Regions from separate parts of the Mus musculus genome. Here region 2 is linked to region 1. Evidence: chromatin loops called from intact Hi-C (ENCODE). Cell type or tissue: heart. All regions are shown on one strand. Each heading gives the region's core, and the rest is flanking DNA. Links, peaks and the distances in the headings are about the cores only. Region 1 has its middle 56 kb from the start of Gm40659. Region 2 holds the start of Gm40659 (a long non-coding RNA gene).

What was found. A loop is a pair of places that touch in the nucleus more often than their neighbours do. Peaks named below come from ENCODE experiments on the same cell type or tissue, not always from the same donor. Only the 100,000 strongest peaks of a DNase experiment are listed, where the experiment ranks them.
Region 2: it touches region 1 in a loop (2.2-fold over the local background); 3 of 42 quality-filtered maps call a loop at or near these places.

Annotation. Positions count from the first base shown.
Region 1 is chr13:5,306,862-5,322,750 of GRCm38, forward strand. No RefSeq gene overlaps it. Among named protein-coding and RNA genes, the nearest start is that of Gm40659, 56 kb to the left of the region's middle. In heart, for the core only: a CTCF peak has its summit at 11,300; a DNase peak (open chromatin) is centred at 8,300.
Region 2 is chr13:5,253,507-5,269,395 of GRCm38, forward strand. Gm40659 (a long non-coding RNA gene) reads left to right here and starts at 5,296. Exons shown (of 3, transcript XR_873108.1): 1 at 5,296-5,547; 2 at 11,622-11,764; 3 at 12,327-12,528. In heart, for the core only: no CTCF peak of the experiment used is centred there; no DNase peak of the experiment used is centred there.

The DNA of each region.
Region 1 (15,889 bases), core at 4,338-12,337:
ATATAAGTGGTCATTAGGAAAAATTGACTGCATGGAAGAAAAGTACGTTCTGTACTTAAAACTGTTTTTGCATGTATTCCAAAAAGTTTGGAAGCAGTGAGTAGCAAGGGAGACAGAGTTTTGAATTATTTTGGAAAATCCTGAGACATAAAGCTTCCAATAACGTAAACAAAACAAACTGGACTGTGATTAATATTTAAAGTGGTTTGGATTACACTTGTTGAGGTTAGTGCACTCCAATAAGGAGAATGTGAGGATATATTCTACAGAAAGATATTTGTCTAATGCAAGGGCTGGGAAACAGCTCAGGATGTAAAGTTAGTGTGCTGGCCACACACTAACAAGGAACTGTATTAGATCCCCATCATCCATGTAAAAAGCTGGGTGTGGTTGCATGTGTTTTCAATCTCATCACTGAGGAGGTGGAAAGAGAATGGTTTCTGGGTCTTATTGACCAGCTTGCTTAGCCTAATGACAATACGCCAAGTGAGACCTGTCTCAACATACAAGGTGGATGTTTCCCCAGGATCAACCTCAAGTATAACCTTTGACCTTAAGATGAATGAGAGAGAGAGAGAGAGAGAGAGAGAGAGAGAGAGAGAGAGAGAGAGAGAGATGAAGAAGAGGAGGAGGAGGAGGAGGAAGAAGAAGAAGAAGAAGAAGAAGAAGAAGAAGAAGAAGAAGAAGAAGAAGAAGAAGAAGAAGAAGAAGAAGGAAGAAGAGAGAGAGAAGATGTCTAATGGAAGAGTGCTATTATTACTGTTTATTGCTGTATTTCTTGTTATTGATGATGATGGTGGTGACACAAATGTTAGAATTGTATCCAGGACCTCCAAGTACTAGGCAAGTGCTCTAATATTGAGCCATAATCACACCCCTAATCTGTGTTTTTAACGGAAGTACTTTCTATTCATATTTACTGATAGTGGCTTTATGGTATTTCCATTTATGATACTGCATACAGTTTTAATGATATTTATAAAAAATAGAGTAGAAGTCTGCACTGTGGTTCGTAACCAAAGGGTCCAGATATACCTTTAATACACTGACACATTCAGTTTAGCTTCACTTATTAGGGTCTGATCCGGCCTTCAAAAATATCAGAAGTATCTTGGTAGATGTATGTGCTCAGGCCACTTAGATTCTCCTTAGACTCCCTCACGACAGCTTTATTTATTTGTGGCTTATAATTAAACTCCTTAAAAAGCACTTTCAAGAACCCTTATTCTTTGTAGCAAATGCTGCATCTAACTTGAAATAGTGCATCTATATAGTTCGTGTATCTGTGAGTTTTAATGAGTTTAATAATGCTAAAATATTGCATAATAATTGCTTGCTTCCCTGGAAACTAATAAAAAATACAGATTTGTGGTAGAAAACTAAAAGGCAAAGAACAAAGTCGTTTTAGTGTATATAAAATGCCATCTTTCAGTATTACAAAACTTGTCTGTTACACTGTGGGTCTATAGAGTTTCGTGAATAAAAAAGTCCCTGCCCTTGAGATTCATGATCCTGGAGTGATCTCTTTGAGATTCTAACTAATTGAACCTTTAAAATATGTTCCTGGACCTCCCTGACTACCCTGTCCATTCCCTGGGCCTCCATAACATAGAAATAAGCAGACAATATGGTGTGGTTTCAGAGAGTCATAGCCTCACGGTGCTAACATATACGTCTTCCTAAGCGGCACTAATCCCCAAATGCTATGCCCAAGACTTAAGTATCAGTAAGTTTTAACAGAAACATTAACAAAGACTGTGATGCTTTAATGGGTCAACAATGCTCAGGAGAAACAGATTTTAATGGGGTGGGGTTATTAAATACATAGATATCTATTACACAGTCACATCACAAAGGCCAAGAAAGTGAAAGGGATGCTATGACCTTCTGTCAGTCTAGACCAAGTACAAAGCTTACACAAGATACCTGAGGATCAGAACAGCCAACCAAGACCAGGTCAGATACCTGAAAAACTAAGACAGAGAACGAATTTCATCATCCTCATGTCTATATGGAGAAAAGTATGACTTTAAGAAAATGAATTATAGTAAAATGTGTATACTTTTAAAAGAATATATGTTACAAAAATAATTAATCTAGGCAATAAATCTAAAGACGGTGATGCATCAGAAAGGAAGAACCCATCTGAGTTTCTGTGGCATGCCAGAGAATTCTATAATACGAATTGAACTGACAAGGTAATCTAGAAGAACAGAGGAAATGATGAGAAGTACACAGAGCTACTGCTGAGAGAAAAGTCTTATTAGAAAGGAGAGGTAGAGGAGCAGGGGGTACTGATCTGTCCATAAAAGGCTGGCCTGGGTTTCTGGGGTTCCCTTTCTAAGGGAGAAGGAATGCAGGGAAGAAGCAAATGCAAGCATCTGTGATGCATTGGCCTCTGTCAGGACAAGGGAACAGTCTCTGCCATAAACTCACTGCAGTTCAAGAGAAAGACAAACTCATGATGGAGACAGAAACTGGAGGAACCTGATGGGTTGTCAGGGTTTTCAGGTGACAAGTCAGGGCTGGACTCCTAAAGCGGGGAGAGGTAAAGGAAACTTGCAGAGTGACAGAGGAGGCCATCATGGAAATACAGGACAAAGCCCAGAACTGGACAGATAGTAAAACCCAAGGGTTTGAGGAATTGTGCCAGTTCCTTTGACTGTGGCTTTATTTTACAGTGTGTCCCAAGTGAACTGGGGGGTCGTATCTGGGGAGAAGGTACAGGCTAATGCTGAACTGTGGGTGTTCACAGGACACTGAAGGCCAGAGGCAGAGTGAAACAGGAACTCAAGGCAACAGATCACACCATCCAGAGACTTAAGTATTTTGAACTGAAGATAATTGGGAAGAATCCGGCAAGCTCTTTTAATCTTTTTTGCCTAACACTAGTTAAAAGTTTATCAAAGTTTTGCTGACATGCACCAGCAAGCATAGAGTCATTCATATGAGAGGACTCTAGACCTCAGAGTACCTAAGTCCAAACTAGAAGAATGCACATAGCACATGGTATGAATCCATTTACAGGGGGAAAATACTTTCATTGCAAGTTTATAAGGGATAACATTGAAGCCTAAAGAGTCTGCAGGAGGTTCAACATAGTCCCAGCACTATTTACTGTAAATGAGCCAGGTCCAGATAACTTCTAAGCCAGGATCTTTGATATCCCCAATGAGAAATGAAGAAGAAAACAGAATCAGAGAGGACATTGCGGTTCAGCATATTAGGAAAGTAGACCAATAATTTCAAGAAATAAAGGGCTCAGTGTGTGTTTCAATTAAGTGGACATCCCAGGAAAGATACATCAGGAAGGTCAGTTAGCTGTTTTTGAGTAATGGAAGGAATAGAATGACAGTGTGACAGTGACACCTCCAAAGAACATGAGAGGCATGACTCATAAGTAAACCTCTAGGACAGCAAAGGATGCATATAGCCACCGAGCATTATGTGTCTCTAAGTATCTACTGTGGGTCATATATGGAGTTGCCAAGTTAGTTATTGCATTGAGTGTTGAATTTCTTGTAAAATGCCAACCTCATCATAGCTAGTAAAATTAATAAATTCTGAGGAAAATCCCTACCCTTATTTTCATGATCAAGTTGAATCTCCATGGCCTGGTCATTTTCCAGATAAGCCTCATAATGCACACACCAGTGAGAAATGCCTAGAGACCAGGCTTTTTACAAGCCAGAAGATCAAAGCCCCTCATAGAATTCAACTGTCCTAGACTTTGATAACTCTGGTCATTTTGTTTTGTAAATGTTATCCCATTGTGGTGATTTTTAATACTCAAGGTAGAAGGAAACTAATGACTGCTGATTGAAATAACTGTTTGTCTTTTTCTTTTTCCTTCTTTATGTTATTATTGAAGCATTTGAAGAATTGTTTGGTTAAATGGCAACATGTTTAGTGTTTCTGCTTTTCCCTTGTCTCGTGTTTATAGTGCTTATGGCTTTTTCTAAGAGTCTTTATTGTTCTAAAAAATAAGAAAGTTGGTAAAACTAAAGACATTCATTTCAAGTCATCTCATTTACTAAGTCATTTTATGTAACAATTAAGTAAAGACTCATGATGGGTTTTCTGTCTATTAATGTCTACACAATTGTCTATCAAGGTTATTATTATGGAGGCTATCTGCAGTATGGAGAGCCAGTTGTAACACTGCAATATGTAGGGCTATTAAGATGGCTCAGTTGTTAAGAGTGTCTTGTTTTGCAGAAGACCTAGGTTGTTTTTCTAGCTTTCATATCCAGCAGGAAAGAGTCAGCTGTAATTCCTGCCCTAGAGGAACTTCACTCTCAGTTATTCAAACAAGTACTGGTATTCAAGTGTATGTACTCTTACAGAGATCTATTCAAACTTAAAAATGAACACATCATTTTGTTTTCGTTCTTGAAATCTGAATCTGAAGGTCTCTTAACCCAGAGAGTGGAGTGGTACAAGATCAAGTTCAGACCTATGTGTCAGCTAAGTAATCAGGCAGGCAGAAGATCATTTTCCCATCCTCTACTTTAAAACAAAACAAAACACAACACAAAATCTCCTCAGGTCTTGAATGGATCAGATAATGCCTACCATCTGCTTTGCTAAATATCCAGACTTGGTGCTCTTCTCATCTGCAAATATCATTGCAAACTTTTAGAGTAATAATATTACCCAGATCACCCCAAGATGTGTTCAGCTAACAGAAAAAATGAATCATTACAGCTCAGCAGAGAGTCTAGGAGAGAGGCAGAAGTGTAACTGTGATACTATTAGGCAAAATCCCTCTTGCATCATGAATTTATTACAATGTAGTTCCCTCACCAAGATTGCCATTTTCTATTGTTAACATTCTATGAAAGCAAAACTGTCATCAGTGGTAAATATTCTTGAGCAAAACTAATCTCTAGTGTCATAGCAACCACAATGACTCTCCAATGTGCAAGAGTTTGAGATGTGTTTTAGTTAACAAAATACATTTCCAAGAAGTTCGCAAAAACCAAAAACCAAATAGAATATTACCAAACCCCTGCAATTTTCTAAGAAAATGATCAGCTGTCAGTTTTTTCATTTGTAAAGTTAAGTTTAGTAGATGTTAATACAGATAACAGGATGAGAGTCATTTTAATAGCAATCTTGCCAGATAAATGTGCTCCACTACTTGAGTGATTAGGGATAATATTTGATGTAAACGCTCTGGCACTGTTATCTGTGTATGTGACTCAGAGCAGGAGCATAATGATGAATGCTTTGGGTCTGCAAGAATTGAAAAATCTAAATTAAACTTTAATCACTTCTTTTTTTGAAATAGCACAAATTCTTCCATCATCATCTTTCAATATAGCCAATAAAGGATTTTTTTTTCCTTTGAGAATTTATGTTACTCATTTTATTAATTAGTTATAGGCATTCACATGAGAATGCTGTAAATTATGCATTTGCGACATTTTCCCTTATAAATTCCAATGGATAAATTTATATTTTTCATCCTAATATGTCTAAATAAAGAATTTACATTTTAGAAGGACAGAAAACCACATGAAATAGTAGGTTGATATGAGACTATTTTAGACTAATGATATTCCATTTATAATATCAGGTAAGATCTACCTAGTATTTCAGAGAAGAATAAAATGTCTTTCTGAGTCATACACTCATGAATTTTATTTCAAATTTTCTATGAATGAGGAATTTACAAGAAAAGCAAGTGGCTCTATATTGACATAAAACTGTACACATAGGTTCTAGGTTATTATATACATTTCTAAGAATAAAACAAGAAAATAGAGTATGGATGTTAGTTATCCTTTCAATGTCAAACATGTGTGATAAAGGCCTAAAATGTAAGAAAGAGATATTTCACACCAGCATACATCAGCCAAGAACCACGTAAAGTCAGAATAATTTAAGAGGGTTATTATAAAGGACATTAAATGTTCACGGTTTGTCACCTGAGACCTAAGGAAGTTAAGATCAATGAAAAGTGATAATGTTTTGTTTCTTGTTTACTGCCTATTAAATGGAAAGAGGAAAAAAAGAAGCAGAAGAGAAAACCTAGTGGGTGAGATTACGGTCACAAGAATGCTCATTTTCTGCTCCTGACATGAAGTTTCCCGGGAGAACAATTTGCTAGTATCCAATAAAGTTCAAGACAAACACGGAGTCTTTCCAAATAATCTCATTTGCAGATATTTGAGGGAAGCCTCAAACTTAACGTCAAAAGAGAACAAGTAAACGAAGCAGAAGGGGAAGAAGAAAAGAAGCCACATTAGAGGGAAATGACTTAAAAGACACAGATGAAATCTTGTTTAAAGGAATATCTAACACCTGTAAAATATGCTCAAATGGCAACTTCTAGAAATGAGAACAGAAAACAAGGAAAGATAAAAGAGACAACGAGCGAAGAAACAGACTTTTTTTTTTTGATGTGTAACATGAGAGCGAGATTTTTGTTTTGTTTTCTCAAGAGAGTTGGGGGTTTAGCAACTGAAGAGAAAGACATAACCCAGAAAACAGGAGAAAGGGAATGGGTTTAAAGCAGCAGAAGTGAGGCAGGGATTTAGAAGGTGGGTAAACAGTATTGTCACAGGGAGACAGTCTCCATGAGAGCTGTAGAGCATACAAGCTGCCGCCATCTGTACCAGAACTATCCTTGCTGAGTGAGGCAGGACAGACGCTGCAGGGGTCCTCAGTCCACTGCTTCTCTTTGGTTATCACTCTGGTATACAGGCCTGTGTTTCCCTTTAAGGACACTTAATTCTTTGCTATATGTTATATCAACACATTAAAATATCATCTTCTTCTTCCCCAATGCTCTGATTTTTGTAGAAAAAAAAGTGGGGCAATGCATAAAGGCCATTAATTTCCAACAATGCTATTTTTGAGAGTTTACATGTATGCAACTGCCAGTGGGCTCATCGCTTCTGCTGGGTTTACTTTGCAGCTGCGGTATCAATTGCTGTACAAGTTCAATGGGATCCCTCTGCCTCTGTGGTTGCTGCATAACCTTCCAGAACTGGCTGGTAATCTTCTTTGCAGACTGAAACTGGGATAGCTACTGCTTTCAGAGGCATGAGGCATTTGTGTGGACAGCAGCGGCTGGACCCACTGGCTTTAAACTGGAAGTATGATTGCCCAGCCACTAAAGAATCCATTATGCAGGCTCATAAAATGATATCAAAGAGACCCTGTACCACCAACACTGGTTTTTGAACCCAGGTAAATAATTCTGTTGTCACAGTAAAGCAATGTCTGTCCTGGAAATAGAAAGTGTTGTGTACAATATTGACGACCAAGTACTTACAAAGCAGAATATGCTGCATGAGTCACATTCCTTAAATGAGACAATAGAAAAAATACCCTTGAAGATTTTTGAATAGGTACAAATGAAGTTACCCCAAAATATAAAAAGAGTGACAAGACAAATGTGAGGCATTTGTTATCTGTAAGAGGGAAGAATGTGTTATTTCAGAACTTTTAATCTTTTGTCTGCCTTCATATTATCCTCCTACATTTCTTTTAAGTCCTGAGACAGGAGCTAAGCCTGGCCCTGAGCTTGCTGTATAGCTGAGGATGATCTCAAGCTTTTGATCTCCTGCCTCCATCCTCAAAGTGCTGCGATGGAAGGCTTTACCACCATGCACAGTTGTATGTGGTGTTGGGAACTGAACCCAGAATTGTGTGCTTGCTAGGTGCTCATGCTACCGACTGAGCTACACATCTAGTCTGTTTTCCATGCCTCTATTATTTTTTTCACACAAAAATACAAATTTCTAACATTACATGAAATATAAATGATCAAATTATGGTTCTTAGGCATGACATTTGTGCTGCCATGGTCAGGAACTGTTAACCCTCTAAGGAACCCTAGCTACCCTTTTTATCTGCTGGCATAAAGCACACTCTGAAATTCTACAAATGCTGAATGGAAATCCTGAGCAGCAAAACCAGAAACTAAAATTAATATTTAACTTTGAAATTCACTATGTTGTCTAATACACCCTGACAAGAATCACTCTGTGACATGCATTTTTTAAAATTATCATGCAATATCTTAGGTATCAAATTAGGCATTTTTCAAGCAAAATTTGTTTTGGTTACATCAATTCTTCTCTGTGACACCCCCTTCCTTTATATCAAAATACTTATATGAGTTCGTGGAAGCAAAGCATCTTTCTTTAAAAAAGATTTTGCCAGTGTTTAATGTCAGCCTCTGATTCTCACCATTCCATGTGTTCCCGAGCTTCAGGAAGAACAAAGACACAGACAGTAGCTAGCTTGATTCACAGCTCCAAGTCACTTCCTGGATCTGTTTGTGTTCTTTTAGTGAGGCAGGCCCTGGCAGGTCCCTCCTGAGTAATTGTTCAGGATCCAAAATTGTAAGTGCCAAACTTACAAAAATTCAGGAAATGCACAACAAAAGACTTAGAGGGGACAAAGCATTAGGTCATCTCTTCCCTCCACTTGCAAACTTCTCTCTAGAATAGTTCTAGCTGTTTTCAAAAATAGGGCTAAAACTTATTCCATTCAATTCTCAAAACCAGAACAAAAATAAATGATTAATATCCATTGGGGGCTTAGTGTCAGAGTCATCTCTAGTTAGTGTTTATGTATATTTATGCCATCTACAAATTGAATATAAAACAAAAAAGTGAAAACATATATGCACTTATATGTGTAAATATGCATGTGTATATACATGTATTTACATTTATATATTTTTACCTCCAAACATAATCACACAAAAACATCTATTTGAACCAAGTATGGTTAGCAATCATAATTACAGAGTCAAATTGTGTTTGATTTTTTGCATATTTTATTGTCTGAATGTTGATTTTTTTTTAACGGCATATTCATAGCACACTCCCATCCATCAGTGTCCTAGCAACACTGGGTTGTTCTAATAGTTACCCTAAGGAAGAAACGTGTGGGTTATACTGACACAGAATGAAGACTTTGTGATATTAGTTCATTTCTCTATTTTACGGCACTGAAGATCAAACCCAGGGCTTCACACGTTAAAGAAGAATGTCAGTTTTAGGTCTATATCCACAGCACAGGCATGTGATAGTTCTCATGTGAGATTTGAGCACTGGACTTGTCACTGCTGACTCATTGGCTCTTTGATTGATGATTGGAATTATTTTCCTTTTCATTTTGCTCCCTGGCAAAAAGCTAAAGGCATGTAATCATTAAGCAGTGTGTGTAAGAGACAGATTGCAGGACAGAAAACCATAGGAGTTACTTAAAAGCCAAAGCATATAAAATAATTTATCCTTCACAGACATTTCTATATCCACTGGAGCAAGCATATGCTTGACTCATATTCAACCGAGCAAGTAGAGTGTTCTTATTCTTCTCTGCATGGACACGGCAGTCATCATCATACAATTTCTTAATAAGCTCTTTTAACCAACGCCCCTGAGCACCAAGCTTAAGCGACTGTGGCCTCAAAATCACCACATTTTACTCTCCTCAAGTGCATGGCTGGTGCTGAACTACACTAATTTACTATCTTTTTGCTAGTTTGCAAAATTTCTCAATGTCTGTGTTGCTTCCAAAGCTTGTAGCAAACACAGGCAAGAAAAAATAATTAATTTTGAGACCTCTGGTGAGGTTGGGAATAGAATTGCAGAGTCTGTCATTTTATGGTGCCTAGTGTTAGCTGGTTAAATTGCAGTATTATCATCAGGTGGCAACCTGAGTTTCTCTATGTAAGAGGAATCCTTAGGATGAGAGCCTATTGTTATCCTTTCTTTCACCCCTATTTAAATGCATGTAACAACCTGCCTACTTCAAGCAAGTTTCCTCAAATTTAAAATTTCTACTAAGGTATGAATGTTGGTATTTTCTGTAATCTTTGCAATCAGAAATATTAGGAATAAGACATACAATTCCAAGGCCAGCCAAAATGACATAGCAACAACACCTTGGCCCAAAAAAATTAAAAACCAGGGATGGAGAAATGGCTCAGTTGTTACTATACAGTCGTGATGACTAGCATGTAGCTCCTAGTACTACAAAGACATAATAGCTGGGTATTCCACAAACACTTGCAGTTCTATTTCGGAGGAGTCTGGCACCCTTTTTCTGAATTTCTCAAACACACACACACACACACACACACACACACACACACACAAACATAAGTTATGCAAACATAAGTTCATACTTATGCACATTAATATACAAAAAAATTAAATCCTTCAAAAATACAAAGAATTCTCACTCTAATAAGTAATGCTAGGTTTTCCACAGTTTAATTACTAGACAATATCTGTAAATTGCACTAAAGACAAGGTCCAATGCTGCAACCCTTGCTTAGCACACATGAAGTCCCAGCTCTCTGTCCCCGAGCCCTGACCAAGAAAATGAAGGAATAAAGGATGGTAATACGTAATAAGCCCTTAAACTTAACTTACAATTTTTTAAGTTTTGAATTTTGTGATTGATCATTTTCAATAAAATAAAGAAAAGATTTCCTTGTCTACTCAAATAAAAACTTCTAAACAGGGAGTCCTGACCAATCAAGCCTTGGTTCTTTGAAGCTCAAATGATTAGTAATTATTATATTCTCAAAATATCACTTTGATAATGTATTTTGGTTTAGTTAAACTTTTCATGTCTTGTCATGCCTTGTCATTCTCTGCCAACCTACCACCTTTTCTGGAAAAGTCTTTGTTGTATCCATGATGTTCTCAAACTCCTAGTGTGTCCCTAATCCTCCTGCCCCCACTTTCTGAGTTTGGAGATGACAGGCTTCAGTCACCATGCCTGGTGTTTGAAAACCTGGGAACTGAACCCAGGGCTTCATGCATGCTACAAAACCATCTTACTGACTGAACTAAGCTAGAATCTCCAGGCCTTTTCCTTTTTGTTTTTAATAACAACCAACAAAAATAATTCCAACTGTACATATAATAATCTGAAATACAAACTGTGTGCTGGTTGCTGTAACAACATCTCTCCAAACTATATTTTACTAGGGTGGCCATATTTATTTTCTGCATAGATGATAACACTTTATTGAAGGCTAATAATCTAATTTTCAAAGGACCTAACACTTTTGTTAAACTCTTATTCTCAGATCTTCAAAGATTTTCCCATTTCATTTTATTGTTTGTTTGAATTGTTGATGTTGTTTTTATTAAATTGTGTGAAACAGCTGAATGGTGAAGCCAGCACTTTTTATTCGAATAGCACAGAGAACAAAACATAATTCTTTCACAGAGGAAGCCCTATGATAAACAAAGTTTGTATAAAGGAGATGGGCCCCTTGGAATGCCCCCAACATTCGGAGTACTTAATGGAGACTAGGAGGTGATGTTGGCAAGCACTCCAACTCACACACCCCTCTCTTGCTTACAAAAGATTTCTCCATTTTCTTAAAAACACCAAATCTCATAAAATGTAACAGAAAGACCAAGCAACAGTTATGTCAAGGGAAGACCTGCTTATTTTTCTTCTTTGATAATTCAATACAATGTCTTTTGGAAGTTTCTCTGGTCTATGAGTATAGCAGTAGAGGGATTTTGCCCAGAGCTGCTGTAGCCCCAGTGTATATGACTACATATACCAAGAAATAAAAGTCTTCCCTCACAGGAAACCCCTGAAAGCTTCTCCTAGGTTCAGTGCATGCGAGCTTCACCCAGCCCACAACAGAAGTTCCATGAAGAAACAGAGGAAAAGCCTAGAAGGAATTCCACAAAGGCATTACCAGACCCACTACCCACAAAAGGAGTTCTTGTTGTTAAAAACTTGGCAATGATTCTAATCAGGAAGCTGTCTGTACTGAGCTCTCAAATGTGTCATCGACCACATGGTCCTCTTCAGCTCATAATATGTAAGTAGGCACATCTGCAGGATGTTACAAAAGTGGTACTGAGAAACAAGTTACTTTGTCACTACAGTATATGACTTTCCCTTTAAGATACTCAAAAAGAAAGTTTGGGTTTGACGTTGTGTGAGTTCCCATGCACACACAGACACATTCATAAGAGTGTACAAGACAAATCATATACCTACAGAAAGATGTGTTTGCATATACATATATTGCTACATCTTCAATGTAGAACATCTTAAAAGACCCATATGTTAAAGGCTTGATCCCAAGCATTATCTATCATGCCTTAAAATGCTGACATTTATGACACTTAGAGAACTGTATTTTTCTTCATGCAATTGTTCCCTTGGAGAGACAGTGGGTTCTTCACTTCTTTTCATTACTTCTTTTTCTTCAGGCTTTGAGGTGTTTGGCTTTGTTCCACTGCCCATTTCTGTCTAGGGTGTGTTACCTGACCACATATCCAACACAATGGGTAAATGAAACATTCATTGGAAACTCCCTACCTGGGATCCAAACAGTTGATCATTGTAGTTATTTGTTATAGTAACAGGAAGCTAGTTAAAACACACACCTAATCTAATTACTAAATACACTTTTGCAGCTAACTGTGGTATGCTCAGTTTTAAGGAATTTCTTTGTGTACATTATAGTTCACATTGGTAGCACTTACTCAATAGTGCTCATCAGATAAAACCCATAGGCGTCAGAATGAATGGTTAGGGTGTGTATGTTTGTGAGTGTGTGTGTGTGTGTGTGTGTGTGTGTGTGTGTGTGTGTATGTGTGTGTGTGTGTGTGTGTGTGCACTCATGCATGTGCATATATGTGTGTGACAAGCCCAATTTTAACTACCCAGAGTAAATTTGTGCATTTAGCACTCTTCCATAGAATCTTGTAGCCATTCAAAGAATACATGTTACATATAAATAATGACTTGCATTTACCTGTCCATTGAAATTAATTTTTCTTTACTTGTCTATTACTTTCTATACAAAAAGATCATGCCCAAATTTTAAATTACTGGCAATCTCTCATGCACAACACCCTGCTGCTCCCTAGGCAAAACTGTAACATACTGATGATCTGAAAGGACAATGAATTCTATAATCCCCTTGCCATTGACCATGCTGCTAATGTAGTATGACAGAAACAAGGCCCTTAGAATTCCACTATAAAAGAGTCATGGGAACATGTAGATTGCTACCCTTTTCCAGTAGGTTACAAGAGAAAGTACTTGGGTTATGACCATAGAGTTTTAACTAATGCCATTGTCATGATCAGGATTTAAAACTTCCTGCTTGTTCTTAACTGTCACTAAGTACTCAGGGATTTTCACAATTACTGTTTGATCTGCCTTCAAAGATTCTGGAAAACACTGTCAGGTATGGTCCTATAGACCAATCTCTTCTCTAAGAACTTTATTGTTAGATTCCTGACTCAGTCACAAAAGTGATTGCTGAACAAGCATGGAGAGGTGAGTTTGTCTCCCCAGCACTCATTCCATGCATTTGTAGTTCTGGTTGAGAAGAAATGAAAACAGATAGATCCCCGCAGCTCATTGGACACCCATCCTTGTAGACTCAGGGAGCTTCAGGATCAGGAAGAGACTTTATCTCAAATTTAAAAAAAAAAAATAAGTAGAAAATGGTTGAGAAAGAATTCATTCTGTATCTCCATGTGCATATGAATGCAGGTGCACACACACACTTATGGGCACACGCACACGTATGCAAATGCACACACAGGAAGAGAGAGAGAGAGAGAGAGAGAGAGAGAGAGAGAGAGAGAGAGAGAGAGAGCATTGTTCATATTCCTGTACCCTCTTAACATTTATCAGTCACCCATAGTTTTTGCCAACTTACAGACACCTGGGGGATTTATTTGGTTTTGCATAAACATGAACTAAATGGGAAAAAAGCTTCATCAGTACCTTTTATGTCCTCAATGCCCAATATCATATTTACTATATAGAAAGTAGTCAATAAATATGTATTGAATCACTAAATCATCCAGATCAGTCTTGATGAAATGGCAAATTTTCAAAACTTCAACATGATGCTCATGTTTGTACACATACTACTATAGAACATTGCTGAAAGGCAGCAGGACATAAAAGGCTTGTCCTACCACTTCTGACCCCTGTGTCTCTCCAAAGATGCCCTGTTCACACTCTTCAGAGGAATTTCCTCATCCTGTTTACTCTGAGCTCTTCAGGATCTATCCAAAAGAAGACTGCACTTTGACTGGCTTCACTGGGAGAAATAAATCTCTCTGAGTTTGAAGAGTACCATACACTCAATAATGCATGATTCTTTCTTAACTATTATCTCTTTGCACCCTGCAAAGGCTTTTATGTTTATGTGGATCCAACATCCGGCCATTGAACACTACATCTCTTCATAAATTCATCCCTTCATTAATCCAGCTGCCTAGTCTGCACTGAACTGAGGCCAGCATGGCATTTATAGCTTGACAAGCTGAGCGTCAATGAAGGCAATGGTCCAGCTTGTCCAAATAAAAAGATAAGATCTCTGGTGAAAACAGATACTATTTTCTCCTCTTGTATATAGCCTCTCCTTTCTCCAGCATTCATTGAATTGAGAATGTTCCATTGTGTCACAGATTATCAAAGATCAGGCAACAAAGAAGAAAAGCAAGGCCATTTGTGTGTGTGTGTGTGTGAATAAGTATCACAATGCTGAAAACTAATATTTAGTTGACAAAAGTGCAAAAGTTTAGACAGAAATAGTGTCATAAGTCTAGACGACAGGATCATTTCGGTAGAGCTGGAGGCTGAGGAGTAATGCAAGGGTACCAGCTCCTGGTCTTTAGTGTTCTGAGCTTTTTGAAATAAATATAAAGTCCTTACAGGAATTTCAACTTTTGGTAATGACAGAAGATGTGACACTAGTATTGCCATGTGTCTTACCTCAAGTCACCCAGAGAGGTACTCTGAAAAAAGGGTTTAAATACACATTATTAAAAAGATACTTCCAAAAAAGCCATTACAGCAATTAGGACCAGGAGAAGAATGTGGAGTGTGTTGTGAGGGGCCAACAGTCTAAGCTGAAGTCTGTTTTGTTGTGTGTTTATTTTGTTTTCTTTCAAGGGTGGTTATATTAAGGAAACCTCACTCCATAGTTTGTTGCAAAACAGAAGAGTAGGGCTTTCAAATGTGCACCCTCTAATCATGGGTTATTTTCTACCTCTGGCTGTCTAAGGTTTGTAGGCATAAATTTTTTTGCAATCTACTTTTAATAAGGGTTCAATCTCTTCCCTAGCCCTCCACGCAGCAGTGGTAGTGACAGAGAAAGGTTATTAGGATGGGGGAACAGGACCTGCTCAGCAACAGTCTTTGGGGGTGAGCTTGATCTTCTTGGGCAGCAGTTCAGTCCTGTGGCAAACACCAACTATGATTCAACAGCTTCAGACCAGTCCTGTAGGCAGGCAGACCCCAGGCATAGACCAGCAGCTACAGGCCAGTCCTTTCAGCAAGCAGACACCAGAAAGCTGTAGTTCAATCCTGAGGAAACCACCAAGCTCGACCACCTGCAGAAGGCAAGGCCGTAGAAGTGGTAAGCTATGTCAGGAACTTCACAAGCAGTTCTTGGGTGAATTTCTCTTAATGGCAGCATTACTACAAGTTGAGCTCAGCAACGCTGTGTGAGCAAACCAATATAGGCTTGTCATTATCAAAAAATAGGAGTAAACCAAACCGATGCCCAGTGCTTGTCTCCCATTATCTGTGGGGTCATATTTATACTCCTTCATTGTAGGTCCGTCTATGTGTTTGCTATATTGAAACATCCATTCACCTCTGTCAGTTTCAGAAAACCACTCTTCCTGTGTTTGTTTTAGCAAGACAAATTTTCACCTGTGTGCCCTAGCAAGACATCATTTGACATAACTAACCTTCCAAAGAACTAAAAGTTTCCACTTCAATGGTGTTTGGGAGCCAGTGATCTAAGTACACTCCATATACTGGGTAGGGCCCATAGCATCTGACACTAGATATGAGTAGGTCTGGATGGAGTTTTAACAATAGTAGAAGGAACTGGCGA
Region 2 (15,889 bases), core at 5,345-13,344, 52 kb before region 1:
TGGGGTTTCCATGAAAACATTTTGGAGAGTGAAAACTCCACATGATGTATTGACACAACCTGAGATTTGAGTGCCCCCGGATCTCACCATTAGAACAAAGCAAACACTAAACCTTTTTTATTTGATTTTCATAAAGTAATTAACTCCTACATAAAATGTTTTACAGTGCAGCGTCTCAGCCAAATAATATCCTGCATTTTGCCAAATCTGCAAATGTGCATAGTTTTCTGAAATAGAGGCTTTCTGAGCACTGTCATAAGCATTGCCCACCAGATTACCCCACACAGACTACGGGTGGCATTATCTATTTGATGAACAAACTTAAGAGATATGACACACTATCTTTATTTTCTATTTTAAATTTAAGCATGATGGCATTAAAGTGGATGTGAAACAGATTTATTATGCAACATTAAATCAGCCAATGAGAAAAACAGAGCACTAATTACTTAAATAAGCTTATTCTGCATCTGACTCTTGTTGCCAAATAACTCAATATTTACCGAATATTGGACTCTTCAAAGGGTAGCACATATCACACCTTTATACAAAAACACATTAGTTCACACACACAAACACACATACACACACAAACACATGTACACACACACACATCGCTCCTGAACAATTATCACAAATGGGCTTAGTGCATAGACTAGAAATTTAACATGACATTAAAATTGGTCCAATAGATAGCTAAGAGCAGGCCAGACATATTTTAATATCCTGGGAGACAAAATGTAAATCTAGGAACACACCGTAATGTATTGTTTCCTCAGCAGCATGCTGACAGTCCTTTCATCTACAGTGTTGGTACAATAGGTTTTAGATGCAGCTAGCATGTGCTTCAATATGAACCATGACAAAAATGCCGGCACTTAAAGGATTGCTGTTGTCATTGTTTGATGGTCAGTTTATTTTTTCTCACCCTTGGACTTTTTCCAGTGCATACAGATCAAACAGGATTTGGTAGTCTGTTGCCCCAGCTATCTAAGCATGTTTTCTGGGTGTCGAGTTGATATTAACATGATGTCTTATGAAACTTACAGCGAACACACAGATTGGATTTTACAGATCCACTTCTCATTGTGTATTTATGATCCCCCATGCTGGTCTCAGACCACCCTGATTAGTAGAAAAGGTCTTCATGCCATTGTCCCTAATACCACCTGTTGACAGTGGTCACCTCTAAGATGTGGCAGTTTTAGTTTTATCAGAAACATGATGGGGATACTCAGATGTCCTTGTGAACACAGTTGGGAACATGTGGTGCTTCTGAACCTGACCCTGTAGACTGTTTGGTAATATGATATTCCTGATGACCTCAGGGTTCTGAGCAGGAGAAGAAAGAGAAACTCTCTATTTTAAGCTACCCAGCTATGTAAACACCACATGGGCAGAAGTTACATATACAGAATCCAGACAAGCATCAGCCTGGATACTCATGACCACCATCATCTCCCACAGTAAATCTGAAGGAGAATCAGAATTCATTAGAATTGACATTAAAGGCAGTGCTTTCAATTATCACTGTGTCATCAATGTATTTCTGCATGTAGACGACATGTTACATTTATAATCTGTTAGAGAATGGATTGTGTAGTTTGATGTAAGAATCTTTGATATGTTTAATTTCCCCATTAATATATTGCAATTTTTAATTTTTCTAATAGAACCCTTATGTCTTCTTGGTCACATCATTTGTTCAGATTATCTTAAAATCACTGGTCTGGTCTGACATCCATATTAAGATATGAATGAATAAAATGACATAAAAATTGGGCTACAGAGATAGCTTGATTGACAAAAATGCTTTCTGTGAAAGCACAGGAGTCTAACTTCAATCTGTAAAATCCACTTTAAAAATGAACTGTCACAGTAACCTGAGTCTGTAGTCTTTGTTCTCGGGAGAACCAGATGAGAGGCTCCTAAGGCCTCATTTGCCTATCTACTGAACCAAATTGGTGACGTTCAGTAAAGTATTATATCTCAAAAATTAAAATGAAGCATGAATAAAGGGCAAACAAGACATAAGTTTCAGGGCTCCTTATATACATGCACATGAACATGTGCTCATGCACTCAAACACACAAATGAAGAAATAATAAACACTTAAAAATCAAGTTCACTGACATCTATTGATTTTAATGCTGTTTAGATTTTTATCCACTGACAAAACTCAAGCAATGTTTATGCCAGAAAAATCCAATATTCAGAAAATGGTGATACCGGACCTGATTTTCATTTCTTCTCCTTATTCTTCTCATTTCTAGTCTTGGATCTCAGACAGCAGTGTGCTCCTGCTGTACACCTATACAACCATGTATTTATTTCCAGCCATCTAGATATGGCACATTAGCCAGAATTGCTTTATTCTTTCATTGATAACTAAGTTTTCTGACTGTTTATATTTCCAGGCTGTAAATCCAGGCTGACAAATTTCTTGATGTCATTAAAATGATAATGAAAGCCGAATTTGTGTTCTCTTATGACACATATAGAGAATTCCACAAATTGCACACCTAAGAAAGCCTGTGATGGAATTGAGTGCCATGAGTCCAAAACTCATTGAGTTTGTATCTTATTACTAATAAGGAGTCACTGATGAAAACACTTTGAAGAATTATTGGGGTATTTAGGAAGTTAGTTTACTCTATCTTGAATGGCTGTGTCAAGGTGACAGGTTATACTCTGACCCATTGGTAACACCAGCCTGGCACCTTGCACTGCCTAGGATTATGTGGCCATGAAGACTGGGGACTTGTGAACAAAATGTCTGCCTTGTGCCCAGGCTGAAGTTTGTTGAATAACATGATTCAATTGTTTAAACATACACAACAGCCACGACTGTTATCATAGCTGAGCTCCTTTTCTTTGTGCCAGTTATTGGAACATATTAGCATCTACATGAGACCCTAATGTTGTCAGTGTAGTGGGATGTACCAGCCACTGTACTAATGTGCTTTCCCTGTCTAAATGCACTGCTCCCCAAGCTTTTATGGATGGAAAACTAGATAACTCTGCTTCATAAACTGCACTCGTAATAGCTTGAATTATGGACAGAAGAATGAACAAAATAGATAAGAAGAAGGGACAGATAACAATGTTAATTGTAAAACTCAGGAGGCTGGAGCAGCCACTTTCACAATGCAAGTCTTTGAGCTTCCCATGTTAGATATTTTTAAATGAAATGTTTGAGATTGTGGATTGTGCTTATGGTAGTAATTAGCAATCAATGATTTACTGTATGAGTACACAGCCTAGGGAAATATGGAGCCATTTTCAAGGAGATGATTTGATAAATCACATGGTTCTCTGGGTTATCAATTTTGTTCAGATTTGTACTTTTGTTTTCTAAATATGAGTGAAGAAAATGGCACTGAGTTAAGTAGCTTGTCGTACATTATAAGACCCTTTGGAAAATATAGTTGGCTATGACTGCTCCTAGAAGACCTTCTTGCTAAAGCCTTGATGTCCACCTTGGTGCTCTTGGGGGTGAGTGAAAACATTAGGTGATGTAAAAAGAATGGAGGTCTCAGACTTAGAGGTTCATCTTTGGTTATGTATTGGGACCCAGATCTTTTCTTCTCTCTTTAATTTCCAGGGCATAATTTTGTTCTTCTACCAACTTCAAGTTATGTTAATCCTGGCCCCAAGAAATGGGCCTAATCAATCATGAGCTAAAATCTCAGACTCTAAGCCACAATAAACCCTTTCACTTTATAACTTGATTATCTGTTATAGTGATAGAAAACAAATTAATGCTCAGCATTTTACATTAGCTTATTGGTTTGCCTTGGCTTTATTTTTTAATTTGATTATATTGGTGAAGAAATCATAAAAGACCAATGATTTCTCTGTAAAATATAAATTCAACATAAATCACTAATCCCATTTGCTAGTGACAACTGTGGTTGGCATAATAATATATTAATGTAAGAGACAGAACGAATCTAATTAGATTTGTATAAACCTAGAAGAAATTGTAAAATCAATAATAAATAGCTGACAAATATTTAAAGATCTGTCTAGTAGTTTGTAATAGTTAAATTGTATTTCCAAAATTAATAAACTGTCATGAATACCCAGGATAACAGTGAACTCAGATAAACTACTAGTGACAAAGGAAATACAGAATCAGGAGAAAGAAAGTAATGGGTCTATTTTTACTCCTCATGGAAATGTTGTGCACTTTTGTCCAATACTTATTAGTTTGTGTAGTTGTAGAAGTGAAAGACAACCTCACTAGGTTTAGTGGATTCACAAGGAATAATACTTTAAAAGTGTTTATGCATTAGCTTTCTTAAAGTAGGAAAGGGAGGTATTTCGTCTTGTACTTTGAGAGACTCCAGAATTTTCTCACTTGTATAAGAAAAAAAACCCAAAAGAACATCTACACTAGCAGAAGAGAGTGGATTAAAAATTGGCTATGATGGAAAAGGCAAGCAGAGTTTGGCATGACTATCATGGCAGCTTATACTCAACAATGCCCAGGGTCTTGGCAACATTAACTGTGTGAAAAAATGCCAGGAGAATTATGGGCCTTGACTTCTTAAAATAACAGGATTTCATTTAGTGGATTGTTCTGCACAGTTCAGCAGACAATGGCCACAGGCTGTCTTCAGTGGTTAGTGTTCAGACCACAAAATAAATTGAGGATGCAGCTAACATAAATAAGAACTTTCGAGAGCAAACCACTGAAAAGAATCAAATGCTGTGGACAGTGAAAGGTTTGAAGATGCAGCCAGATCCTACCTCATAAGCTTTCTGCTTGCTAGCCACAGAAAATGCAACTGGCAGGTTTCAAAACAGTATTTTTGTTTGTACTTTCCCTTGTATTTTACAATATTGGGGATCAAACCCAGAGACTATCCTAATAAACTTGGATTCGTTTTTAAGATCCAAAGAAAAACTACTGCACGTGGCCCTGTTTTGTAGGCTGCAGAGCATTGTAAAAACTTGGAAGCAGTCATGAATTAAAAGGAACCAAATGAGTCAGCCAGCCACAGGATGTCAGAGGCCGGCAGGGTATATTGCTGTTTGAAATCTGTATTCCAAACTTCTTGTAAGATTAAAGATGCTTCGGCATCCTGTGGCCCACAACATCAGCTGAGTTGAAGGGCATAGCGGTGGGCAAAACAAGCCCCACTCATTCACTTTTGTCCGAAGACAGTAATGGTTGCCACTACTCTTAAATTGAATCAGACAGCACTGAGGAGAGAATGGGGGCAGAAAACAGAACCTTTAGTTTTAGACAGAACTCTTCAGTGACCTGATACAATTCTCTAGGGAACATTCTCCTGATCTGACCTAGGAGTAGGGCATGAAGAAGTCCCGCACTGCTGTGTCAAGAGTTGACCACAATTAGGTGTGCTGTCTTTCCTAGTCCCGAGTACTCAGCACTGTTTCATGATCTCTCTTCAGGTTTTGAGAGTTTGTTTCAGGCTTTCTGCATGCATCTTCTACAGATTTCAGAATTAGGGTGTTACCATTATTTTCCTCCACAGAAGACACATCTGGGGACTTGGCTTTCTAGCAGATCTGAAGGTAAGTAAAGGGTAGAGTTGATATTTGAACACATGTGTGGTAGGAAGCTGGGATACCCAACTGCCTGGTGTTAGCACCGAATGCCTGGTGTTTAGAAAGTTCTTTCCGAGAAACCAGATTGAATGCCCCCAAATTTTTTGAATTCCCTCTGTCCCATCACACACTGGTCTTATTATGTTCTTACAATTGTGATTTCCGTTGTTTTTTTTTTTTTCTATTTCTGACCACATATATTGATTGACACATGATAGAAAATTTTTGTGTAATATAAAAATGCATACGTTCATATTTCTTGGACACTTACTCTTATATTCATCCTTAACAAAGGTATCCTAGTCAGGAAGATCCACTTCATTTGAGAGTGTGTTTTTTTCTTATTCCTTTTTTTAAAGGTAAGTAGCAAGTAGTTTTAATTGCATAATATGATAATGGGTACTTACTGTTATATATTTAATAGTAAATATTTCTATGTAAGAATATGTAATTTTAAAATTATACTTCTATGGAAGTAAACTTTTCAGCTATTCAAAGGCTTACATTAGGAGGATGAATAATAAGGAAAGGAAGAAAGGAGAAAAATCTTAGCAGGACAGACTGTTTAATGAGACCAATTATTGCCTTATGTCCACCTCTAGGGTACAGAAAACAGAAATAGAGTTTGCATCTTTCCACATGCCCTTAGGATATGAACAGAGACCTCCACCAACGGCATGTTCCAAGCATTTACTTTTAAAATAGACAAAATTACTAAAATGCAAAATGCAAGCAGGTGAGATTTCAGCAGTCATAATATGCTCGATCATTTCTAATTTTAATCTGTGAAGACACATAGCAACAAAACATCATTAGGGTGGTTCATGTCCTGGGGAAAGCACAATAACATCTGTGCAAACACAAAAGCACTGTGACATTGTGTTTCCACCCCATGGAAAAAGGCAGTCATTGATTCATTCTCAAGATGGAATGTATTTCAAAAACAAAATAAATTTGCCCTTCTTCGACAAAGAGACTTTATTATGAGAAAAACATATCCAATAGGAAAAATGCATTTTTATTAGCCATATGAAAATTCATTCAAACACCATAAGACATGTCAGGCAAAATGCCACAATATCGAGAGAAAACGGCTCTCTTGGAAATAGTGTCCACTTTGCCTGAGGCCAGTGAAACCTCTAATACTGAGAACTCTGTTTCTCAGTAATTTCATATATTAACTTGTGCATCATTGGGCAATCGTGTAAGATATTCATTTCCTTTATTTTTATAGAAGAAAATCAACAGTATGTGTAATTTAGTACTATTTCTGTCATAGTTTCTTATGCATGTGGACATGACATGCCTATGTGTGCATGTGTATCTGGGATTTAAAACCCTCATGTGTGTGTGTACGTGTATAGAGAACAGAGTTTGATGCTGAAAATCCCCTACTGCTTTTCTTATTTCTTGAGACAAGCTCTTGCTGAACCTGAAGCTCACCCGTTGGCTAGGCTGACCAGTGAGCTCTACATCTGTTTGTCTCTGGCCCCATAACACTGGAAGTATAGGCAGATACCCTATATGTGTGTAGCATACCACTTACCTACTGAAGCATCTCCTCATCTCTATGTCTTTATTTCTTTAAAGCAAGCAATTTTATTTTACAAATTAAAGCAAACATTTGACTAATATTCAATGCCCTGAAGTTTTCATTCTTTTTATTTTTAGTGGCATATAGCTTCTCATTGGTTCTCAAAATATTGGCATTCTGAGCAAGGACACTTGCTTGTAAGTAAGAAACCCAAGATTAGAACTCCAGTGTGCCATGCAGGATTCCACACACAGACAATTCTTTTGCTAATTCTGAACATAGATGTCCAAGTTCACCCCCCAGGGTAGGGTTCAGGGCTCCTGGCTATACCAGGACTATACAACTTGTGTTTTGTTGTCTGAGACAGCAGTGCTAACAACACCTGAGACCCTCTGATTCACAAATATCACTGCAATTTTTTATTATATATTTTCTTTATTTGCATTTCAAATGTTATCCCTTTTCCTGATTTCTCCTCCAAAAATCCCCTATCCCAAACCCCTTCCTCCAGCTCACCAACCCATCTGCCCCTGATTCCCTGTCCTGGCATTTCCCTACACTGGAGCATGAGCCTTCACAGGACCAAGGGCCTCTCCTCTCACTGATGACCAACAAGGTCATCCTCTGCTACATATGAGGCTGGAACCATGGGTACTTCCGTGTGTACACTTTGGTTGGTGGTTTAGTCCCTGGGAGCTCTGGGAGTACTGGTGGGTTCATATTGTTGTTTCTCTTATGGAGCTACAAACCCATTATGCTCCTTGGGTACTTTCTCTACCTCCTCTATTGGGGACCCTGTGCTCAGTCCAATGGTTGGCTGCAAGCATCCATCTCTGTATTTTTCAGGCACTGGCAGAGCCTCTCAGGAAACAGCTATAACAGGCTCCTGTCAGCAAACACTTGTTGGCATCCACAATAGTGTCTGGGTTTGGTGACTGTGTATGGGACAGGTGCAGCAGTCACTGGATGGTCTTTCCTTCAGTCTCTGCTCCACATTTTGTCTCTGTGTCTTCTCCCATGAGTATTTTTACCCCTTCTAAGAAGGACTGAAGTATCCACACTTTGGTCTTCCTTGTTTTTGAGCTTCATTTGGTCTTTGAATTGTATGCATGGGAATATTTTTTGTTTAACACAAGAGATTTTGCCAGCCTGGTCTACAAAGTGAGTTCCAGGACAGCCAGGGCTATACAGAGAAACCCTGTCTCGAAAAACCAAAAAACAAAAAAACAAAAAACAAGAGATTTTGACATAAGGGTCATAACATTATCTCTTTCAATTTCACCAGTTAAGAAAAATAAGTTAAAATTAGCATTTCCTACATTCTCTTTATGGAATATGAATATGTGAAGTGCTTTTTTTTATTCAATTACTGCTAATCAGCCACTATTGCTCCACACATCTTTGCTTTGGACAGATGAACTTCACTTGTTTGACCTAAGACGGAATACCTTACAGATGAAAATATGGTGGTGGTGGTGGTGGTACTGCTGCTTCTGCTGATAGTGATGGTTGTGGTAGTAAATAAGTAGTTCTTGTCATAGATGAAAACTTAAATATCCAGAAGTTAATAGCAAGAGAATCAGGAGGTCAGGACCAGTACAGACTGTACACTGAGAATGTCTTAATAAATAAAAATTGAAGAAAAAGAATTATGTGGGTTGAGAGATGTCATAGCACTTAGGAATGCTGCTAGTCTTACAGAACATCGATGTTCGTTACTAGCAACCTACATAATGGCTTCTAATGACCTCTAAGTCCAGCTCCACAGATTCCGACTCCCTCTGCCTTTCTCCATGAATGCATTCATAGAGCTTGCAAAAACTGATGCAAGCACAAATACATACCCAGGAAAATAAATATCTTAAGTAATAATAAAGCTGTCCCAAATATAATGTTAAGGTTAAATATTAGCTGTGATACAATGTAGATAAGGGTATATATTTCAAAATAGATTTCAATTGTAAAACTTACACATTATTTGCATGGATGAACTTTGTTCATGATCTCTTTTAAAATTTCAAATATACTTTATAACTTTAATTCTAATCAAAATAGTGGAACATTTCCACAAACTGATATTTTATTTATTGCTGATTTCTAGTCTGTTTGTCCCCAAGATAGCTCATTATTCTTGAGAAATAACCCAATATGGTAAATCCATAGTCCAAACAAGTGTAGGTGTCATAAAATGTGCACATGGAATTTTTCTGTTACGTGCTAAACAAAAGAATACATTTCTGTCCCCGGAGCTCTTGACTCTAGCTGCAAATGTATCAAAAGATGGCCTAGTCGGCCATCACTGGAAAGAGAGGCCCATTGGACTTGCAAACTTTATATGCCCCAGTACAGGGGAACGCCAGGGCCAAAAAGTGGGAGTGGGTGGGTAGAGGAGTGGGGGGGGGGTGGTGGGTATGGGGGACTTTTGGGATAGCATTGGAAATGTAAATGAGGAAAGTACCTATTTAAAAAAAAAAGAAATTTCATACTATCCGTGTCTCTTTACCCTTTTGTCATATTAATTTAAGGCACCCAGCATTAGTCAAACCTTGCCAAACTGTACTAGAAAATTTGACAAGAAAGGAGGAGAAATTCTGTGATTGATTATCACATCTAATCTCAGGGCTGCAAAATCTTTGTCTTTTCTCCTTTTTGCACATTCATAGCTATGCAGTGATACAATGAGGAAGCAGAGGATGAATGTGAGTTTTATTCCCACTCTTAATGGGTATTTGAATTAAACTATGTTCTAAAGAAGCCAGGTGCTCCCAAGAGGCCAGAGTGCCACGGCAGAATGTTAATGGACATTGAGTTGGACTTTCTTTATTTCCTGTGCCATCCAACACTTAACATTTCCTACATTACTTCAGAGGATCTTGGAATGGCACACTAATAAATGGCTGAAAAATCCACAGTCATTCTTAATGTTTATAGAGACATTAAGTATTCATTTATCATAAAGAACAAAAATTAATAGAGCAAGGCCAAAGTTTAAGTGGGGGACATACTTATGCTCCCATCTCAGGGGTCCTGGTGAAAGTAGATGCTCTACAATTCTCTCTGGCAAAGCTTGGTCTTGATTTCTCCAATATACCACCACTTCTCCTTAGTCATGGAAATGTGCAGTGGCCTTCAAAGCCTTTCAGGTAATCAGAAATGTAAGTCTGCCTGAGGTCACAGTTCAGGCACCCTGGGTTCCTTTGAAGCTACAGTTGTAGCTACAAGAGCTTTGAAGCAGAGAGGGCATGAATTAAAGGGTGAGCCCCATGTCCTTCTGAGTAGTAGATCTTGTGTTCATCAACCCTTCAATATTCTTTAGTGGGTCTCACCCAACCTGGCATTTGCTATTATCAGACAAGATTTAAAGGACATATACCCAACCTATTCTGACTCATTTGTTTTAAACATCTGAAGCTTTTGAAAGTGCCCTGAAATGATGCTGATCAACTTCTTGTAGAATCATAGTGTCAGCTTCAGTTGGAACAGTGGTGTCTCCAAATAAGATATTAACCCCTCTTAAAAGAAAAAGACAAAGAAAGAGGAGACACCAAGAGAGATTGTTTGTTGGAGTTAGTTGAACAGTAAAGAGAAGAATTCTCCTGTATACCAAGAAATAAACCTTTTGCTACATAGCCATGAACAAGATGAATGATTATAATATAGTCCAGAGAAATATCAATAATGTGTAAATGCATAGTTAGAGGAAAACAATAAAGAGCATATTTTATGCATATTTGATTATTGGCCTTAACATCACAGTTCAACATTCAGATATCTCACGCAATATTGTGTTGTTTCAATGTGAATTATTTTCTTGATTTATCATTGAGAATTCCAATAGGGAAATCCCACCTTAAAACATTTGAAGGGATGTAAGACTTTATATAAACTATAACAATCAAACTATCTCTGAATTGATTATTTAATGGTAACTACTTAACTATCTTGTTCAGGAGAATATTTAATAAACTACAACAAGACAGTTGTCACTAGGAGCTCAGAAAGTCAAAATTGTCAATGTAATCACCAATGACTGGCAAACTTTTCTAACATAGAGAACAATTACCCAGAATTCCATGTGTAACTGCTCATGCGCCATGCAAGCAGACCACTTTCACGCTACTCTATGTGGTAGTTTTCAAACTCCATCTTGAATGAAGAAGATGTTCATTACCCGGCTGATTGTCACAGGCAGATGGCATCAATTTATTTCTCAATTTAAAAGGGCTGACCATTACACAAGCCAACCTGTTTGGGGAATATGGTAAAAATTGTAGCAAAGTACATTTAACATTTTCAAGCCATAAGGTCAGGATAGCTGCATAAGTGTTTACTGGGTTCTTTTTGGCATCCTTAAAGAGATGCTAACTAAATGAGGCATAAAGGCCAGGGTGGTAACTGATTATTGAACTTCAGAGGATAGAGGCAGAGCAGTAGAATTCTCTGCTTCTACCTCCTTCACATTGGCAAAGTCTCTCCACTCATCTGAGTCTCCTTCTCTTGTTTACAGAGTCCTTCACAGTGTGTGCACTGGGCCTTCTTTACATGACCACCTCTCATTACATCCTCTTGGAACAGTAACTCAGGCAGCATTCAAAGATGGCAGCCATGTTTGACTTTGTATTTCCAAATATACATCCACAGAAGTGTCCGGTGAGAGATAACATGACGTCTTATTTCTCTTTTAACTCTTCCCTTTAAATTTATTTCCCTTCCACTCCTTCTATATCATAACTCTATGATTTCCTAAGATTATTTGAGATTCTTATCCAAGTCCAGCTAAGATAAAACAGGATGTTCCCAATTTGCAGTGCTATCTTGCATATTTAAATAAAAGAGAAGGATATATTGAGTCAAACTCTAAATAATTATTGTTAGCTTCTGAATTTTTATGCAGTGATAAATATGCATGAGAAGTTACATACACAGTGTAACTTTGAAATGCACAATTGCCCAGGTATCATACATGCAAGTGGTGTGTGCATTTATTTGTTCAAAAAGAGCTTTTGTTCTTGTCTTCAAATTTTTTTGAAGTTTAATGTTTCTCAGTCAATAATATTCCATTTCTTTAGGCAGCTCATAATAATGAATAAGCTTGCAGGTTAATCATAATTTAAAACTCTTTAAGTATAGAAATTCCTAATCACTAACTCCATCTACCAACTTCTACCTCATTCAAAATTTTACAATACTTTATTTTTTTTCCTTTACATAGTGTGATGGCTATTCCTGGTTGTCACCTTGACTACATCTGTAATGAGCTACAATCGAGAAATGGAGGACTCACCTGTGATCAAGATCTTAAGGCTGAAAGACACAGGCTTCTTACCTGGATGTTGACATTGGATGACACACACTTTTGATCCAGATCTTGAGGCACAGTAGCCATGAAAAGCTTAAGCTCAGGCAAGGTAGTACACCCCTTTAATCCCAGGAGATTAAGACAAGCATATCTCTGAGTTCAAGGCCAGCCTGGAACAAAGCAAGTTCAAAATCCAGGCATGGTAGTACATACCTTTAACCTGAGTCACACCTTCTCCTGGAGGCCTACATAATGACATTGACAGAAGGAAGACTCACTCTTCTTTCCCTGCTTGCATATACTTGCCAGCACTTCTGTTGGAACATATTTTTTTCAGGGCTCCATCTTATAAAAAAGGCAAGCTGAGACACCCAGTCTCATGGGACTGAGCAACTACCAGATTCTTGGACTTCCAATTCATAGCTGCCCACTGTTGGCTTAGTTGGACTGCAGGCTGCAAGTCATTACAATAAACTCTCTTAATATATAGAGACATTCCATAACTGTGACTCTAGGAAACCCTGTCAAGTACAAATAATTATGTATCATTTGAATTACAAAATAAAAAAGGTTTAAATAAATATAAGAGGTATATTTTTGCCAATTACTGAATGATATTTTATCACACTTCTTCTAACACAGCTTGTGAAAACTACAAATCCTGCAATAAGCATACATTAAATAAATTGATACTTGTTGGGCGTGGTGGCGCATGCCTTTAATCCCAGCTCTCGGGAGGCAGAGGCAGGTGGATTTCTGAGTTCGAGGCCAGCCTGGTCTACAAAGTGAGTTCCAGGACAGCCAGGGCTATACAGAGAAACCCTATCTTGAAAAACCAATAAACAAACAAACAAACAAACAAACAAATAAATAAATAAATTCACACTTGCAATCCACATTGGTGTATATGTGCATGGCCAAACAATAACAAATCTATGCTTAAACTTGGAATGATTTATTTGAAAAGTGCATTACAATAGGGAGAATGTCTTCTCCACAGCACCGGTCAGAACTTCCAAGTCAAATTAAAAAAAGAAAAAGCTTCTACTGTAGAGATTAGGATTTTCTGGGGAAATCTGATTCCATGAAAACAAATACTTGATTTTAAAATAAAAGGAAATCTGATTCCATGAAAACAAATACTTGATTTTAAAATAAAAGTACTGGAGAGATAGATTGTTCAGTGAAATGCTAGGACAATGGGCCATACAGTCTCATGCCTTTGTGTGCTTTGTCCTCAGTTGGTGAAACTGTTTTGGAAAGATTAGGATGTGTGACCTTGTTGAAAGACCTGTGCCACTGGGGGTGGTCTTTGAGTTTTCTAAAGCTCATTTCATCCTAGTTGGCTTTCTTTCTCTTATACATGTATTCTAGCCACTGCACAGGCACCTGCTCACTCATGAGCATGTTTATATACATATTTAATGAGAAAAAACTAAATTAAGAATAAAATAAAATAGCAAAGAGACTTGATGGATAGCGAATGCATTCATTCATTTCTCATTGGATTATTAAGCCAAAACTTGCTAAAATATTTTTAAATTATTTTTTAAACGTGAACTAGATTTTCTGTTTTAGTTTCTTCACTAACATCACATTAAATATGTTTCAATTTACCTGTGATCAAGATCTTAACTTTATATTTTATAGAAAATAGTTTTTTTTTCATATAATACATTACCACTACGGTTCCCTTCTCCTGCTCTTCCCAGATCCTCCCCACTTCCCCACACACCCAAATCCATGCCCTTTCCTTATCTTTCTCATTGGAATACCAACAGTCATTTAGCAACATCTTCATAACCATCATCATCTAAAATAAAAATGAACTGGATCAGGTTAAAACCAACAGACAAACAAACAAACATTTAAACAATGCCAAGTAAAATCATAATAAACACATATAGAAGCTGAGAGATATGCATTTGCACATACAGAAAGATATAAAAATAAATTTGGGCACTATAATACATAATCATAAGATCTCTAAGGATTAAAAAATATGTCCAAAGCACTGAAAGACAAAAAGTCCTCCCCAAATACCACTGAATTTATTTATTTTTTGACTATCTATTGCTAGCCATAACTATGGCCTATATAACCAATGAGACTCCTTTATAAAAAAAATTAACATCTATTTTGTGAGTGGTTATCAATTTGAGGTAGCTTTTGGATTAGAGAGGAGAGCTTGTGTTTGTTTCCTCTTTCAAACCTGGGACCACCATCTAGCTTAGCCTGTGCTGCCCTGTGCATGTTGTCTTTGTGAACTCATAAGTACATCAGTCCTTTTGTATCTCAAAGGACTTGTTTCCTTGGTATCTTCCATCCCCACCGTCTCTCACATCCTTTCTGTTTCTCTCTGCAGTTACCTGAACTCTGAGTTGGAGAAAATCTTGCTTAGTACTAAGTTCCAAATTCTCTAACTCTCTGCATATTGCCCAGTTCTGGGTCTATGTATTTGTTTCCATCTACTGCAAGAGGAAGCCTCTTTGTTGATAAATGGGTAAGACACTGGTCTCTGAGTATATCAGAATATCATTAGTAGTCATTTGATTGCTACAGTTATTTAACAAAACAGTAGTATTTTGTTTTCTCGTAGGTCCATGACCAATCTAGTTTCAGGTTCTTGGTTACCTAGCCTATTTTGAACATGGGTTCTATCTCATGGAGTAGGCCTTAATTTCAAGAAGGTAGTAGTTACTTCCACAATGCTTGTGCTGCTATTAAACCAGGGTTTCCTGTAGGAAGGTTGGCATTGTAGATCTCATAGTTATGGCTGAATTGGTATTTATCTTTCTCCTCTGGTAATGTGCAGAGTACCTTCCAGTACCATGAACATTAGTCAGTAGAAATGAGGCTCTATGTAAGCACCATCTGGACATTTTTGTGTTCAGTGACTTATGTAGATGTTGTCTTTAGCAATGAGGCCTTAGCATCAATTGTAGAAAGCAACAAACAGCTCTGGCAATGGTCTGGTTTGGTTTCTGGGCCCTGTTTTGCCAACAATTCAATCCACCATAACCTATTACAGGCACTAGACTTTTCTTTTTGTGGTAAGAGTTATCTAATTGGGGGTTTCTCTCCCCTATTATTTGCCAATTCCAATTCAGATTTCTTCCATATAAATATACACTTTAAGAATCTTCTATTGTATCAGGTGTACATAAAGCCCTTCAAATGACCCTTAGTTTTAGCTGCTTCTCTCTATATTCCCTCCTTTACCCACCTTTTCTTTCCCTTCCCCATGTGAGCATCCTGTTACAGCCCCTCCCAGCAGATCCATAACTATGGTGATCATTCCTTTCCCCTAATTTCTTACTCTATACCTAGTCTCTGTTGTTATACAGATGGTAGCTTGCTTATCAAAGTCTAACATGCACATATAAGTGAATACACACCACATTAATATCCTTAATAACAGCATGTGGGAAATTTTCAGTTTTATATTTTATCCTTAACATATTGTAAATATTTGT